Regions from separate parts of the Homo sapiens genome. Here region 1 is linked to region 2. A link is a contact called in ENCODE Hi-C or POLR2A ChIA-PET data. All regions are on one chromosome and are shown on one strand. The core of a region is the stretch at or near the end of the contact, and the rest is flanking DNA. Distances in the headings are between cores, read along the strand shown. Region 1 holds the start of RNF8 (ring finger protein 8). Region 2 overlaps TMEM217B (transmembrane protein 217B).

Region 1 (5,470 bases), core at 2,529-5,028, 130 kb before region 2:
GTATTACCATTGGAAAATATGGAGCAGCAGTTGGAACTCATACAGTCTCACTTGTTTCTCTTTAAAATGTTGTGGTGATCACTCCACCAACACTGAGCACAAAGTTTTTCAGTTCTTTCACACTCTGCCAGAATTATATTAATTATAGAAGTTCCTCTGAATACACATATCTGTTAAAAATGGAATGGCTAGGGATTTATCTGTCGTCCATATTCAGTAAAATTTCTATTTAGGTAGCTTTATCTCTAAGAGAGGAAGCATCTCATATTACATGCTAATACTTGAGGGGAGACAGCCAGACTGCCATTGTGAGTAGCCAGGGGAAAACAGTACCAAAACAGTAGAAGAGTGCCTTTTCCTGACATTGCCTCCAACAGACTCTGAACCCAGAAAAAGGAATCATTCTTTTACATCCTTCCCTGCACTGCCTGGTCTTAGAATTTACCTTGGTACTACTGATATTTCACCTATACTGTAGTTAAAGAGTGCAGTGAGGTTACCTGGAAATCTCAGGACCACTCAACATAACACTGAATTTCCCGTGGGAACTGACTGACGACCCATATGTGAGGGGTTGTTTTCATTTACAATAGTTTTGCAAGCCTTTGAGCTTACACACATTATTGATCTAAAAGATCATCCTGTCTTTGCCCACCTTCACTAAGACTATCTCTTTCCTCCTGGGCACAATTCCTACTGTTTCTCAAATAACAAGTAAATCTGGCCAGGTGTGGTGGCTCACACCTGTAATTCCAGCACTTTGGGAAGCCCAGGCGGGCGGATCACATGAGGCCAGGAGTTCGAGACCAGCCTGGCCAACATGGCGAAACCCCACCTCTATTGAAAACACAAAAAGTAACTGGGCATAGTGGTGCATATCTGTAATCCCAGCTACTTCGGAGGCTGAGACAGAAGAACCACTTGAACCAGGGAGGTGAAGGTGTGATCACACCACTGCACTCCAGCCTGGGTGACAGAAGGAGTACTCTGTCTCAAAACAAAACACCCCACAAAAAAGCCCCCAAACCAGTAAATATAACCATCCTTTCCCTTTTTTCCCTTGGGGCAGAAAACTTAATGAAAACTAAATACAAGAGAAGAAAAGGGGAGAGAAGGTTCTGTTGTTTTCCCCAAAGGCCTAGATACTTTATAGTACCTGAGAACTAGCTAATTTGCAATAAATCTCTACTTGTTTTTCCACCAAACTCTATGCATTGCTTTAACAAGCTTAAAGCCACTTAATTAGACAATTTACTACAGTGTTCCCATCAATGAAATGAAAGGAACCCTGTTTTATTATTTTATCCACAACATCTGAGACTAAGAACTGGAAAGGCAGGGAACTGACCTACCTTTGCTGTTATGTTATTAGCGTATCTTTTAAAATCTTGTGCAAAACAGCTTGTGCTATGATTTGGGGACCATAACAATAAGTACAACTTCTTCTCTTGCCTTTGATTCAGACTTCTTTTCAGGCTATGCTACGACCTGACCTTGCAGGCAGCCAAGCCTGGCAGGCTTCTCCTACACACAGGTCCCTGAAGCCAGCCACAGTCTTACCACTGAGTTTATATGGGTCCCTCCCCATGCAACTGGCCCCATAAAGAACTATCAAATGGTTTAGAATATGTCTAAGACTGCTTTATAGTCTTCTTGCCCTTTCTTCAGGTGCTTTAATTCGTCCTCCCCATCCCACCTGCCCAAGACTGCAGTACTGACAAGCTATTCAGAAGTCATAAATTAATCCACAACAATTGAATCTAAAGGAATAACACTTGCCCACTGAGTTATCTTATGAGGTTGTGTGTATGCAGGGATCAGATTAAGTAATGTATGTGAAATTAACTAATAGTTATGCACAAAAATAATTTATTTTTGTGTGTATTATTCAGGTTATTATTCAGGTGTTCGTGTTTTAATTTGTTAAACTTCCCACAAACATATGCTGTTGGAAAGGGCCAGGCAGGGAAAGATCAGTGCTCAAGCTAAAAGAATGAATGCTTAATGTGGACTTTTAGGCACTAATACCTGGATAGAAGAGGTATTTGGAGGCAGAGATGTTTTCTTGGTGTTCCTCAAACCACAGCATACAAGTAACCCTTTATAACACTCCCTAATCTAGCAATTAAATTTGTGCCTAGACATGAATTCCTCCTCTGACTTGAAGAACTACTGCTCTGGGAAGGAACTAAATAATCCAAATCTTAGCACTTGATCATACAGCCCATATGGATGTTCTTTATACGATGACTGCTTCATTGTATAAATCCTCTCTCCCCACTCAAGCCTTAAACTCTTCGAGCGCAGAAATTTTATTTGTCCTCATTGTACACCAAACAATGTTAAATACTCAGTAAATACCTGGCAGACTGAATTGAGGCAGTACGGCTTATAGGAAAAATCTACCTGAACACACATGAGACTCAAAATACTTCTTGAATTTACATCATGACCAACCATCCACTTTTACTGCAAAGAGAACTTTTCATACAGATTATTTCCAAAACCCAAATGGTTCCCAGTCATCACAAGCTTGTCCCTGACCCAGTTCTCCTTCTCAACCTGATTGCAATCTAACTCCCTCCTCCCTTCCCTCGTCTTTTCAAGATGCACCACGCTGGTGCATCTTGAACCGTGCCAGGAACGGTACCTCATCTTTCCCCTTAAAATATTTTTCATTTGCAACTGCATTAATAAAGACGACAGGCAGCCTCTGGAGAGAACTCTGAATACCTGCCCGACCCACCTCAGGGAGTGCCACTCGGCCGTACCGAGCCTCACAGGAGAAATGTGGCCCAGCCCAAGCCGCCCATGTTCCTCAGAGTTGGGAAGGAGGAAGACATTTCTACGTGAAAGTTTGATTGCTTTAAGGGACAAAACCCAAAATTTGCAATCGTTTTCAAAACAAACTCGAGAAAGTTCAGGCGCCGGGCCCTGCCTCGGCTTCCCGGCAGCTCGCGGCCCCCGCCACCGTTCCCCGACCTGGCACCGCGGGGCTCTGTGCGCCCTAAACGGGATCTGGCCAGCCCCCGCCCTCCCCTCCTCGACACCCCCGCATCTCCTCACGTTCCCTGCGCGTCCCTCTCCTCCCAGTCCCCGGCCCAGCTACCCGCTGACCCAGGCCTCTCTGGACGGGGCCCGCTTCTCGCCCCACAGGCCGCGGGTCAGGGCCTCCGTCCTCGCCCCAACCCTTGTGGCCCCCCCGGGCTCCCCAGAGCCGAACTCTCTTTTCTTCCTTTCTCCCACTCGGCCCCTATTTCTCCCCCAAACACCTCCCACCGCAGACCCTTCAGCCGCTCGCGCCAGAACCGCTTTCTCCCTTCTCTCCCCAGGAATCCACCCCCCCCACAGACACTTCGCTCCTCTTCCTGATGCCCGCCTCCTCTCTGCCATTCATTCAGCCCAGCAAGACACCTTCCTCCCTCCCCGGAGCCCCGCTCCCTCCAGCCCCTGCCCTCCGCTCCACAGGACCCCTTCCCCCGTACCTCGCACCCATCTTCCAGCAGCAGCCACCCGGCGCTCATCCCCACCCGCCGCAGGCACCAGCTCCGGCCACCGGCGCGGTCTCCTGTGACGAAGAAGCCGGGCTCCCCCATCGCCTACTCGACCCCGGGGGCGGTCAGCACCGAGCGAGACCCTGACCTAGGTTCTGGCTGCCTCTGTGCATCCCCTCAGCTTCCATATCTAAATAACAGACAGAAGCAATCGCCACACGCTCGCGATCGCTGCGAAAGCAGGCTCCGCTCGCCCGCCCTCGGCCAGGAAGCAGGAGCACTACGCCTGCGCAAGAGGACGGCGGCCGCCCTGGAGCAAAGAGGGTGGGTTGGGAGCCAATCCGGCCCTGGGCGGGGCGGGCGCGATTCGAGAGGTCTCCTCGCCTCACACCTTCCCTCGCCGCCTCCAGAACCATCACCCCAGTCCTAGCCGCCCCAGACTGGAACCTCTTCTCACCTTTCCTCTTTTTAAAAAAGTCATGTGAAACTATAGCCCACTTTTAAACAACTTTAAACTTTCCATCGGATTTAAGTCTGCCTAGTCTGTTGCTAAATAGTCTCTATTTTGCACGACCTACTTATATTACCGAAGTAAAAAATAAATTACACTAGGCAAATCTACAAAGACAAAGAGCACAGTTACCTGGGGCGAGGTGTGGGAGCGGGTATTGAATGCAGATGGGCTTGAAAAAATTGGAGGAAAGCGGTAATAGAAATGTTCTAAAAGTGGATTGTGGTGACAATTGTACAACTGTATAAGTTTATTAAAAAGTCATGGAAGTGTGGCCGGACGCAGTGGCTCACGCCTGTAATCCCAGCACTTTGGGAGGTCGAGACGCGCGGATCACTTGAGTTCAGGAGTTGTGACCAACCTGGCCACATGGGGAGACACCGTATCTACAAAAAAAAAAAAAAAAAAAGGAGGAAGGGAGGGAGAGAAAGGAAAAAAGAAAAAAAAGAAAAATTAGCTAGGTGTGGTGGTGCACACCTGTAGTCCGGCTACTTGGGAGGCTGAGGTGGGAGGATCACCTGACCCCGGGAGGCAGAGGTTGCAGTGAGCCGACATGGCGCCACTGCATCCCAGCCTGGGCGACAGAGTGAGACCCTGTAAAGTGAAGAAAGTGTAAACTTCCAGTGGGTGAATTTTATGGCATGTAAATTATACTCAATAAAGCTGTTAATTTTATTATTATTATTACTGATTACAGACAGGGTCTCGCCCTGTCACCCAGGCTGGAGTGCAGCCTGGAGTGGTGCGATCTCAGCTCACTGCAACCTCCGCCTCCCGGGTTCAAGAGATTCTCCTGCCTCAGCCTCCAGAGTAGCTGGGATTACAGGCACGCGCCACCACGCCCGGCTAATTTTTATATTTTTTGGTAGATACCGGGTTTCGCCGTGTCTCCTGGATTCAAGTGATCCAACCGCCTCAGCCTCCCAAAGTGCTGAGATTACAAGCATGAGCCCCCGAGCCCGGCCAATTAAAAAATTGTTTTTAAACTCAGCCTCTCCTTTGGATTTTCCATATAGTGTGATAGCTGCTGCCTGCAGTGAGTACATCCAATGGTTGAGCCCCTTTTGTCTTTTCAGTTTTCCAACACCCAGTTAACAATTTCTTTCTTCTTTCTTTCCTTCCTTCCTTCTCTTTCTTTCTTTTCTTTTTTCTTTCTCTTTTCTTCTTTCTCTCTCTTTCTTTCTCTCCTTCCTTCCTTCCTTCCTCCCTTCTTCCTCTCTTTTTTTTTTTTTTTTGCACAAGGGGAAAGAAGGAAAACAATTTTCCTAAATAAAATTCTGTCAAAAAACCAGCCGGGCTGGGCATGGTGGCTCATGCCTGTAATCTCAGCACTTTTGAGAGGCCGAGGCAGGCGGATCACCTAAGGTTGGGAGTTCAAGACCAGCCTGACCAACATGGAGAAACACCGTCTCTACTAAAAATACAAAGTTAGCCCAGCGTGGTGGCGTGTGCCTGTAATCCCAGC
Region 2 (5,455 bases), core at 889-3,388:
ATATTTACAGTGGCTCACTCCTGTAATCCCAGCTGCTCAGAAGGCTGAGGTGGGAGGGTCACTTGAGGCCAGGAGTTTGAGACCAGCCTGGGTAACATGGCGAGATGCTGTCTCTCCAAAAATAAAAGGTTTTTTTTTCGTTTGTTTGTTTGTTTTTGAGAGGAGTCTCGCTCTGTCACCCAGCCTGGAGTGCAGTGGTGTGATCTTGGCTCACTGCAAGCTCTGCCTCCTGGGTTCACGCCATTCTCCTGACTCAGCCTCCCGAGTAGCTGGGACCACAGGTGCCCGCCACCACGCCCGGCTAATTTTTTGTATTTTTAGTAGAGACAGGGTTTCATCATGTTAGCCAGGATGGTCTCGATCTCCTGACCTCATGATCCGCCCACCTCAGCCTCCCAAAGTGCTGGGATTACAGGCATGAGCCACTGCACCCAGCTAAAAAAAATTTCTTTTTTAATGAGCTGCATGTGGTAGTATGCACCTGTGGTCCCAGCTAGTTAAAAGGCTGAGGCAGAGGCCGGGCGCGGTGGCTCACGCCTGTAATCCCAGCACTTTGGGAGGCCGAGGCAGGCGGATCATTTGAGGTCAGGAGTTCAAGACCAGCCTGGCCAACATGGTAAAACTCTGTCTCTACTAAAAATACAAAAAAATGAGCCAGGCATGGTGGTGGGCGCCTGTAGTCCCAGCTACTCGGGAGGCTGAGGCAGGAGAATCGCTTGAACCCAGGAGGCGGAGGTTGCAGTGAGCTGAGATCGTGCCACTGCATTCCAGCCTGGTGACAGAGTGAGATCCTGTCTCCAGAAAAAAAAAAAAAGGCTGAGGCAGGAGGCTCTGTTGAGCTCAGGAGTTTGAGGCTGCAGTGAGCTATGATTGCATTACTCCATTCTGGCCTGGGCAACACAGCAAGACTCCATCTCTATAAATAAATATATAAATAAGAAAAATGGGCTAGGTGCAGTGGCTCACGCCTGTAATCCCAGCACTTTGGGAGGCCAAGGTGGCAGATCACCTGAGGTCAGGAGTTTGAGAGCAGCCTGACCAACATGGTGAAACCCCGTCTCTACTAAAAATGCAAAAATTAGCTGGGCATGGTGGCACACGCTTGTAATCCCAGCTACCTGAGAGGCTGAGGCAGGATAATTGCTTGAACCCGGGAGGCAGAGGTTGTGGTGAACTGAGATCACGCCACTGTACTCCAGCCTGGGCGACAGAGCAAGATACTGTCTCAAAAAAAGAAAAATATTTGAGTTGAGTATAGAATCCTAGGTTGGCAGGGGTTTCTATTTGTTTGTTTTGCTTTGTGTAGCACAATTAAAATATTATTCCATGGGATTTTTGTTTCCTATAGAAGTCTATAACTGTTGGTCTTTTAAATAAAAAGCCCATTGGCTGCTTTTGAGATTTTCTTTTTGTGTGTGGTGTTCCATAGTTTGAGTACCATATGTTTTGTGTAGATTTTCTTTCATTTATCCTTCTAGCAATCAGTTAGGTTTCTTGAATCTGTGCATTGGTGTTTTTTTTTCAGTTGTGCAAATCCTCAGCTATTTTCTCTGTAAATATGCTACCCCCATTTTGTCTCATCTCTCTTTCTCTATCAGAACATCTTATTATGTCTTTCATGTCTCTTAACTTCTCCTTCATATTTTCCATCTTTTTGTCTCCCTGTGCTACATTCTGGATAATTTCTGCTGATTTATCTTGTTTCCTGGTTAACTAATTATTCCTTAATCTGTGTCCAACCTGCTACCATTTATGTCCACTGAATTTTTAATTTCAGATACTGAGTTTTTCATCTCTAGAAATTCTATTTGGGTTCTTTTTCAAATCAGCTAGTAATGGCAGTGGCTGCTACCATCACTCCGGCTGTCACTCCAGCTGCAGCAGGGAGGCGCGGCTAGGGTTACACACTCCATGGAGCCGGTGGAAGCCCGGCCCCTTCTGAGTTAAGTCGGGAACTCACCGGGTGCTACTGCAGCCGCCCAAACCAAAGCCGTAGACCCCACCTCCGGCTCTACGGAGCAGGCAGAAGTCCCGCCCTCTTGGGCGGGCTGCAGCTGCCCAAACTGTGGCTGTGCATCGAAGCCTCCCTGTGCTCTTGGAGGAGGGCCGGGAATAGGCAGGATCTGCCCTCCCAGGTGCAGCTGCAGCTGCCAGGACCCACGGCTGCAGACCTGGGCCTCCCACTTCACTGAGCAGGCAGGAGCCAGGGACAAGTAGGAGACCCGCCCCTTTCGAGTTAGCGGGGCGGGACCTCCTAGGTGCAGGACCCGGGCGTCTCTGCAGCCTGCACCCTCGGGGACCCCAGGAGGCCCCCTTCCCCGGCTTCCTGCCGTCCCTGCAGGCTCCCGGATGTCTGCTCCCGCTGCCTGGCCTCTCTCCAATCCCGGCACCAGTTCAAATCTCGGAGCCGGGTTGGGGTCGAGCCCTGGGGGGGCCATGGATGGCAGCGGGAGGCGTATCGATTCCCGGGTGGAAGGGGGCGGGTCCTCAGTAAGGCCCCACCCTCAGGCCAGGGAGAGCCTGAAGGCTGGGGCCAGGCCGCCAGTCCTGCAGACCTAAGTGGTGCCTCTTCCAGCCTGCCCATGGCCCCCGATGTACCAATCTGCGTGCACTTCCTCCCTTCTGAGGTCCATAAAAGACCTGGGCTTAGCCAGAGCAGGGCAGAGGATGGCTAGAGGACGAAGAGAGCAGAGAGATGATAGGACGACCAGCTGCAGAGAGGAGCTATCCTCTCTGCTGATAGCAGGAGACAATGGGAGGACCAGCTACAGAGAGGAACTACCCTCTCTTCTGAGAGCCTCAGAGACCTGCAGAGACGTCAGGACTATCAGCTGCATAGAGGAGCAACCCTCTCCAGGGCCTTCTCCCTGCTGAGAACAGCAGATATTAGCATGACTTGCCTACAGAGCGGAGCTACCCACTGCGAGTCTCCTTTTAGCTGATCTAACACTTAAAGCTCATCTTCATCTTGTTTACCCTTCACTTGTCTGTGTACCTCATTCATCTTGGACACAGAACAAGAACTCAGGCAAAGGTGCCGCTGGCCACAGAGGTTTCTGGCCAGAAAATTGACACCCCAGAGATCCTGTAACACTAGGTCATTTTCTATGGTTTCCTGTTTCTTCATATATTTTCAGTTTATCTTTTATTTATTTTAATGCAGTAATCAAAGAAAATTCTGACACATTCTATAACATAGATGAACCTTGAGGACATTATGTTAACAGAAATAAGCCAGTCACAAATGCTATAAGATTCTACTTACATGGCCAGGTGGGGTGGCTCACCCCTGTAATCCCAGCACTTTGGGAGGCCGAGGTGGGAGGATCACCTGAGGTCAGGAGTTTGAGACCAGCCTGACCAACATGGCGAAACCCCGTCTCTACTAAAAATACAAAAATTAGCCAGGTGTGGTGGTGCACTCCTGTAGTCCCAGCTACTTGGGAGGCTGAGGCACGAGAATCGCTTGAACCCAGGAGATGGAGGTTACAGTGAGCTGAGATTGCACCACTGCATTCCAGCCTGGGCGACAGAGCGAGACTCCGTCTCAAAAAAAAAAAAAAGACTCCACTTACATGACATGTCCAGAGTAGTCAAATTAATAGAAACAGAAAGTAGAATGATAGTTTCCAGGAGCTGGGGCAGGGGGAAATGGGAATTCGTTGCTTAATGGGTGTACAGTTTCAGTTTTGCAAGATGAAAAAGTTCTAGAGATTGTTTGTACAACAAAATGAATATACTTAACACTACTAAACTGTCTACTTAAAAATGGTTAAGATGTAAAATTTTATCTTGTATATATATTATATATATCTGTGTATTATATATGCATGAATTATACTATAATAAAAGTAAAACAAAAATTTTAAATAATGCAAAAATATAGTAATCATAGTTGTTTGATGATCAGATATTACTGCAGTTCCATTGCTATCTGTTGTTTCAGCTTGTTCTCACAGTGCCTTGTTCCTTATGTGCTTGGTTATTTTTCACTATGTACTTGTCATTGTCCCTGAAAAATTACTGATGAAGATTCTTAGAGGATGAAGACCAGCATAAAAGTACAATCCTCCAGAGAGGATTTGAATTTGCTTCTGCCAGACACTTAGACACACTTTCAGTTTAGGACGACTTTAAACAAGATTTATAACTTAAAGTTAAAAAAAATACTTCATGTAATATGGGCTATAAATCTACAAAAAAAAAAAGGCCAGCTATGATTACAATGTCTCAAGGAGAGTTTTCTCCCCACCTGCTCAGTGTAGTTAACAAGCCAACTTTTCTTGGAGTTTCCTGGCAGAAAGATGTAGGGGAGGTTTACTTCTGATTCACCTTTCCCCTAATCGTAGGCCTTTGGGGATGCTCACAACTAATATAGGAAAGACTCCTCACCTTGGTGGACCCAGAGCTTTGATTTTGTTCTTTACCCTGCATTGCTGTCATAATGAAATCAAGTGTGCCTAGATTGGCAAATAACTTCAGAGCAAAATTTACTTCCTTCCACTTGGGGAGCACTTCTATACTTTATATTTTTAAACTATTTTATCCAGCATTTTAAGTTGCTTTTTGGCAACATGTCAGCCCAAATAACCTAACCAGTCAGAAATCCCTCTACTTTATTTCCTGTTTCATTGACTTACGCGCTTCTATTTATTTTCTTCCTCCTACTTTTGTATAGTTCTTATTTTCCCTCTAACTTCTTGAGTTGAATACTTAGCTCATTGTTACATTTTCTTTTCTATTATAAGGCTAGTCTATCCTAGGGCTCTAAATTTCCTTTAAAGTATGCATCTTTCACTGTAATCCATATTTTGATATGTAGTAGAGAAGCGATTGCCCAAAGCCAGTTGGTGTCCACCTGTTTTTATCATCTCCACCCAACAGGGTTCTTGTGCTGCCCTGGTTATATCCTGAAACATCTGTACTCAGGTCTGAACAAGTACAGGCAATTTTCACCATCTGGGCAGCAATGGAAGCCCAAGGCAATGCTGGGAGAGTTAACAGCATAATTTTTTTTTTTTGGATATAGGGTCTTGCTCTGTCACCCAGGATGGAGTGCAGTGGCATGATCTCAGCTCACTGCAGCCTTGACTTCCTGGGCTCAAGTGATCCTCCTACTTCAGCCTCCTAAGTAGCTAAAACTACAGGCATGCACCACCACACCTGACTAATTTTTGTAGAGATGGGGTTTCACCATGTTGTCCAGGCTGGTCTTGAACTGCTGGACTCAAGCAATCCTCACACCTCAGCCTCCCAAAGTACTGGGATTACAGGCATGAGCCACTGTGCCCAGCTAAGAGCATAATTTAAGCCATCTTTTTCTAACTCAGCTTTTTCCAACACTGGCTACATACGAAAATTACTAGGAAGTTTTGAAAATTACTGGTGCCTGGATCCCAACCAGAGAATGTTGTGATTGGTCTGTGGTGGGGCCTGGACTTGGGTACTTTTGGTG

Evidence for each region. A loop is a pair of places that touch in the nucleus more often than their neighbours do. ChIA-PET counts read pairs that join two places held with the same protein, here RNA polymerase II (POLR2A). Pooled maps may share reads with other maps.
Region 1: a pooled map shows a loop between it and region 2 (3-fold over the local background). The contact joins the promoter of RNF8 here to the enhancer-like site in region 2. A Hi-C loop is called at or near these places in 1 of 37 single-sample maps with no recorded cell type and 4 of 50 pooled maps. POLR2A ChIA-PET finds 5 or more read pairs at or near these places in 1 of 52 experiments (H1).

The regions. Positions count from the first base shown.
Region 1 is chr6:37,352,291-37,357,760 of GRCh38, reverse strand. RNF8 (ring finger protein 8) reads right to left here and starts at 3,778. Exons shown (of 8, transcript NM_003958.4): 1 at 3,486-3,778. The coding sequence starts at 3,596. RefSeq lists an enhancer at 3,476-3,525 and a silencer at 3,826-3,925.
Region 2 is chr6:37,219,299-37,224,753 of GRCh38, reverse strand. The region is part of intron 1 of TMEM217B (transmembrane protein 217B); the gene reads left to right. The region is part of intron 1 of TMEM217 (transmembrane protein 217); the gene reads left to right. Among named protein-coding and RNA genes, the nearest start is that of TBC1D22B, 36 kb to the left of the region's middle. RefSeq lists silencers at 1,839-1,888, 2,259-2,518 and an enhancer at 2,719-2,858. Within about 2 kb of position 2,138, at least 22 of the 41 ENCODE cell types and tissues checked have a DNase peak (open chromatin) inside an H3K27ac peak, as active enhancers do.